Regions from separate parts of the Homo sapiens genome. Here region 1 is linked to region 2. The links are chromatin loops, found by intact Hi-C in ENCODE. Cell type or tissue: mammary epithelial cell. All regions are shown on one strand. Each heading gives the region's core, and the rest is flanking DNA. Links, peaks and the distances in the headings are about the cores only.

Region 1 (2,931 bases), core at 331-2,830, 350 kb after region 2:
AACAACCCCAGAGAGACAGAGATATGTGACCTTTCAGACAGAGAATTTCAAATAGCTGTTTGAACAAAACTCAAAGAAATTCAAGGTAACACAGAAAAAGAATTAAGAATTCTATCAGATAAATTTAACAAAGAAATTGAAATAATTAAAAAGAATCAGGAAGAAATTCTGGAGTTGAAAAAGGCAATTGACATACTGAAAAATGTCAAGATTCTCTATCAGCTAGATTCCCCTTCTCCTGAACAGCTCCTCAGCCTCTCTAGGTTTGCCTCTCTAATCTTAGCAGCTCAGAAAGCAAGCACGAAAGGAAATAAAACAAAACAAAAACCAAACGTTGTATTTAAGGTCAAGGTTTACCGGGGTACCAGTCCTGGCTCTGCCCTATGAGCCACATGATTTCAACCAAGTATGTTGTCTGAATCTTACCTTTCTTATCTGTAAAATGTGGATAATGTGTTTCTTGCCATTTTCACGGGGTTATTACGAGGGCTAGATGTGTTATTCTATATGCAAATGCTCTGAAAACCTAACAAGCAGTATTGGTTTGTTCACTTTTGTGACCCAGCCTGGTGGGTCAGAGAAGTCTTCCTGGAGGAGCAGATGTTGGGCCTGAGGCATGGGGAAGGCAGAGAGTTAGCAAATGAAGAAGGTTCTAGATTGAAGCAATGGTATGAACAAAGCCAAGGAGTTGTAAAGTGGCAGGGTGAGCTCAGAGAACCATGAGCACCTCTGTATTCTCAGCTGAAGAGAGATGGGGAGATGCAGACAGGGCTTGGGTCAGGAGAGTCTGGTAGGTTCACCAAGAACCCTGTGGCCCTGGGGCCATAAGAGCTATGGGAAGGTTTTGGTAAATGAATAATGTGGTATAACAGTGTTGTAAAAAGACTGCTCTCATGGCAGAGTGGAGGGTGAAATGGAGGGAAACCAGAATGAAGCTGGAGGTGCGGTCAGGATAAAGGCCTTAACCAGTGCAAAAAGTGAGGATAGAGAGGAGGGGTGAGGTCAATAAATATTTAGAAGACAAAATTAGCAGCACTTGGTGATGAGTAATGAGTGTCTTTGGATAATAAAAATTGGCAAGTTTGATGATTGGTCCTTGGCAAAATGCTGTAGCCAATTTTTGGAAACAGTAAATGAACATTTCATTTAGAAATTAAAATGGTGGATTAATTTAGCCTCAGAACACATTGACTATGAACAAATCATACCAAGCATGTCTCATTTCCTCTTTACAGAATAGTTATTTTTCCAATATAAAATAATAAATGCTTATTTTAGAAAACTTGGAAATTATCGAAAGCTAGGATAAGAAAAAGTTCTGCTACCCACTAATTAACATTCCTGTCAGTATTTTTCTAAGAAGATCCTTTAACATGGTTGTGATCATTCTGTCCACTAAGTCTAACAGTGTGTGATATTTTTTTCTCTTAACATTACACCTCAAACGTATTTATTTTGTAACAAAATCTTTGTAAATATTATTTTAAATAGATAATATTGACTGTCTATGGATGTGCTTTAATTCATATTTTATGGGATATTTGTTTCTAATGTTGGGATATTTAAAATAATAATTTCATTGATATCTTTATATATAAAGTGCTTTCCATGTATGGGACAGATTTCCTTAAGATAGATTTCTTAAAAATGTTTACAGTATCAAAATATACAAATGTTTAAAACCTTTTGTTACATGTTATCAAACCTCTTTCAAAAAGGATTGCAACAATTTATAATGCCACTGGTATTGTAAGGTTATCCATTTCACAATATCTCTTCCTGCAGAAAATCATCATTAAAAACAACTAAACAAAACCAAAACACTTTGCTAACTTGATTAGTAAAAATGCCAACTCATGGCCAAGCATGTGTGACTCACACCTGTAATCCCGGCACTTTGGGAGAGCCGGACAGGAGGATTGCTGCAGCCCAGGAGTTTGAGACCAGCCTGGGCAACGACACTTTGTCTCTACAAATAATTTTGTCTCTACAAATAATTTTGTCCCTACAGATAATTTTAAAAATTAGCTGGGCATGGTGGCATAGGCCTGTAGTCCCAGCTGGCCTTAAACAGGGCAAAAAGTGAGGATAGAGAGGAGGGGTGAGGTCAATAAATATTTAGAAGACAAAATTAGCAGCACTGGGAGGCTGAGGTGGAAATATCCCCTCGACTGGGAGGTTGAGGCTGTAGTGAGCTGTGATCACACCCCTGCACTCCAGTCTGGACGACAGAGTAGGGGGATAAAAGTCAACTCATTTCATTTTCTTTGTTTTTACAAATATGAATAATACACACATACGGGAGAAAGTAAAATAGTATAGAAAGGCATAAAATGAGAAAGCAAAAATCTCCCCCCTTCCACAACCCCAAACCTACCCGCTTCCCCAAAGCAACCACTGCAAAAAACTTACTTGTGAATACCTTTCTGAAAAAATTGTTTATTAAAGTTTCTAAAATAGTACTAGGTACTATTTATATCCGAGGGTTCTAGGTCTGGAAACCTTTCCATGTCAATGCATATAGTTCTACTCTATGAATATATAAAAATTTATTTATCCAGTTCCCTATGGATTGATATTTTGTTTATTTTCAATATTTTGCTATTGCAAAGAATCCTGCAATGAACATCTTTGAATTAAGATCTCAGTGTACTTGTGCAGCATAATTCCTGGATATGAAATTATTTTCAATCTTACATTTTAAAATGTTTACAGCAATTTATGATCTCACCAACAATGTGTAAATGTTTATTCCTTCACACTCTCACAGATAAGCCTTTTTTATCAATCTGATAGATGAAAAAATGTCATCTCCAGCCAGGCACGGTGCCTCATGCCTGTAATCCCAGCACTTTGGGAGGCCGATGCAGGCAGATCACCTGAGGTCAGGAGTTCAAGACCATCCTGGCCAACATGGTGAAACCCCATCTC
Region 2 (2,931 bases), core at 107-2,606:
GAGCGAAACTCCGTCTCAAAAAAAAAAAAAAATCATTTTTCAGGAAAATAAACATAAAACTAGGGATCAGAATAAGATATACCTTAGTACCATTGTGATTTACTAGAAATGTCTGAGTTATTTTAAAAGAAAAAGGGAAAATATGTAAAAGTCAAGTATAACTTTGGAACAGACCTAATTAAACATAATGATGGTACTGATTTTAAATCTATTTCAAGCAAACACATGTTGATGAATGCTGCATTGGATAAAGAAAATGTGGTATATACACACCATAGAATACTATGCAGCCATAAAAAGAGCGAAATCATGTCCCCTTACAGCAACATGGATGGAGCTGGAGGCCATCATTATCCTAAGCAAACTAACGCAGAAACAGAAAACCAAATACCTCATGTTCTCAATTGTAATTGGGAGCTAAACACTGAGTACACATGGACACAAAGATGAGAACAACAGACACGGGAATACAAGATGGGGGGAGGGAAGGAGAGGGTCAAGGGCTAAAAAACTGCCTATTGGGTACTATGCCCACTACCTGGGAGATGGGAACTCATTCATATTCTAAGCCTCAGAATCATGCAATATACCTGTGTAACAAACCTGTACATGTGCCGCACTGAACTTATTAAAAAAAAGTTGAAAAAATATATTTCAAGGTGACATGTAAAATGAAGGATACTGGCTTCAAAACAGAAAAATTAGACAATGGCATATTACTGAAATTCCAAAAAGCAAATACTCAAATATTTGTAAGAGCTTACTAAAACAATCCAGAAGTTCCTTTGAGTTGAAGCTAGCTGCAAGGTGACTAAAGAATAGAAATAATAATAAGCCAATCCAGAAGTAACAAAACAGAAGGACTCAATATTTAACAAAGGTCAGTGGGCCAACTCTTTCTACAGATACAGCATGGCACAGGCGGTCAGGAGGCTGTGGTTCACATCTTGTGCTCCACCTCTTTCTAGTGTTGTGGTCTCATTTTTTTCATCTGTTAAATGAGGATAATATTAGTACCTATTTCGTGGGATTCTGGGAGGACTTAAGATAAAACATGATTATATACCAAGTGCAAATATTAGTTTTCAAGCTATTTTAAAGTGTATCATTACGAAGATTTAACTGTAGACTGCACTCCATTCTATACAATGCAAAAAAATTCAAGTCAACTATGAAATAGACTAAAGGTCTTATTGCATACTTATTTTAAACAAGGGAGGCTTACTCTTGAACAAATGGACAATATCAGAAACAAGATTGATGGATTTAATATGTAAGATGAAAACACCTTAATAAAACCAAAGTAAGACAGCAGGATGGAGAATAATTTAGAAACCCCTTACTATCCAGAATATATAAGTGAAACAAAAGCCAATACTTAGATTTCCCTTGATAAATGATGGAAGAAGAATCATTTTCATGAGGCAATGTAGGTAAGAAATTAGCACTAGATATATAATCTTGCTGATAAAGAAAATTAAAGTAGATAGTATTTGGACACTGCTTTGGGCATATCTTGTAAAACAGGTTTGAGGTTATAATTTATTTCAATCACATTCTTTAGCTTAAGCTCTCCAACCCAGAACACTTTTTATTCTTTTCCTGCAATAAACTGCAAAAAAAAAAAACAACAAAAACTTGTAATTGAACAGACTTGCCACCAGGTGTCATTTCTGTTTAACTTTAAAACTGAATGAGGGGAAGGAGGGGGAGCCATTGCTTTAAGATTTATGGTAGACAGGCCCTCAGAGTGGGAGAAATTCTGCAGAGACCTACATACACAAAACTACAGATGAAAAAGACTCTTCTGAGAGGGAAATTCAGAGGAGTAAATTCACCCAGTAAACATCCTTTTAACATTTTAAGTCACTTTAAAAATGTGATAAAAAATAATTTGGAGAAAACATCTTTTGATAAATAGAACAAAGATTCAAGTTCAGTTTTGTATTATTGAAAAATAATTATGGGGACAGAGAAGAGAGAGGAAAGAAAAGAGAAAGGAAAAAAAATAGGAGAACCAAAAGAAAAGAAGTAGGAAGAATAGGGAAAAAGAATGTTCCCTTTTTTAAACAAATCACTATTTTTTTATAGGCAGTCTTGTCGTTTTAAAAACAACATCCACTACAAATGTATTAAAATGACAAAATATTTCTACCACATGGCTTATATTATCTCACAACCTGTTAAGAAACTGTCTGCCTATCAATGAAATCCAATCCAAACTGGACTCAAGCCAAGACCTGACATAGCGGAAAGCACATGAACCGATCTTCGAGGACGACGGACTAGGGTCATACCTGGGTCACACTGTGGCCTGCACAGGATGAGTGATCTCTGCAAGTGACTAAGTCTCCTTGAGCCTCAGTTTTAAATCTGTAAGTGGGGATAATGTCACCTATCTCAGAGTTTTTGAGACTAATATAAGTAAAAACGCATGTTGTGTAGGAAAATACATGTTGCCTCAAAGACAGCAAACACTTAATATTTTCTAAATCTGATTATGTTCTACGTTAAATATTTAAGTTTGACACTATTCCCTAATATGAACCTTTTCCATTCAGCTATTTCTCAGTTCCTTATCCCAGAACACTTTTTTTCTCTCTCCTCTCTAAATCTTAACCAGACCGAAAGGAAGAACCTCTCAATGATTCTCAATATCCTTCCATCTATGTTACAAATTAACATTTCTTGTTTTCTTAATGACACTAAGATTGTTGCTAATTACTTCATATATCCCCAGTCCTGTTCACCCAGTAATAAGTCCTGGGAACTGATCTTAAAAATAAAAACACACACACACAATAATTCTCTCAGTATCTAGAATTATTATCCATACATTTTACTCTTTCAACAAATATCTATGGAGCACCTGATATGAATATTCAAGGCACCATATCAGGTGCTGGAGATACGGAATAATAGGTATAGGAC

Evidence for each region. A loop is a pair of places that touch in the nucleus more often than their neighbours do. Peaks named below come from ENCODE experiments on the same cell type or tissue, not always from the same donor. Only the 100,000 strongest peaks of a DNase experiment are listed, where the experiment ranks them.
Region 1: it touches region 2 in a loop (5-fold over the local background); 3 of 110 quality-filtered maps call a loop at or near these places.

The regions. Positions count from the first base shown.
Region 1 is chr1:113,324,140-113,327,070 of GRCh38, reverse strand. No RefSeq gene overlaps it. Among named protein-coding and RNA genes, the nearest start is that of MAGI3, 65 kb to the left of the region's middle. In mammary epithelial cell, for the core only: no CTCF peak of the experiment used is centred there; a DNase peak (open chromatin) is centred at 1,860; H3K27ac peaks cover 490 bases.
Region 2 is chr1:113,676,811-113,679,741 of GRCh38, reverse strand. The region is part of intron 19 of MAGI3 (membrane associated guanylate kinase, WW and PDZ domain containing 3); the gene reads right to left. Among named protein-coding and RNA genes, the nearest start is that of PHTF1, 81 kb to the left of the region's middle. RefSeq lists an enhancer at 2,121-2,415. In mammary epithelial cell, for the core only: a CTCF peak has its summit at 1,665 (motif pointing right); no DNase peak of the experiment used is centred there.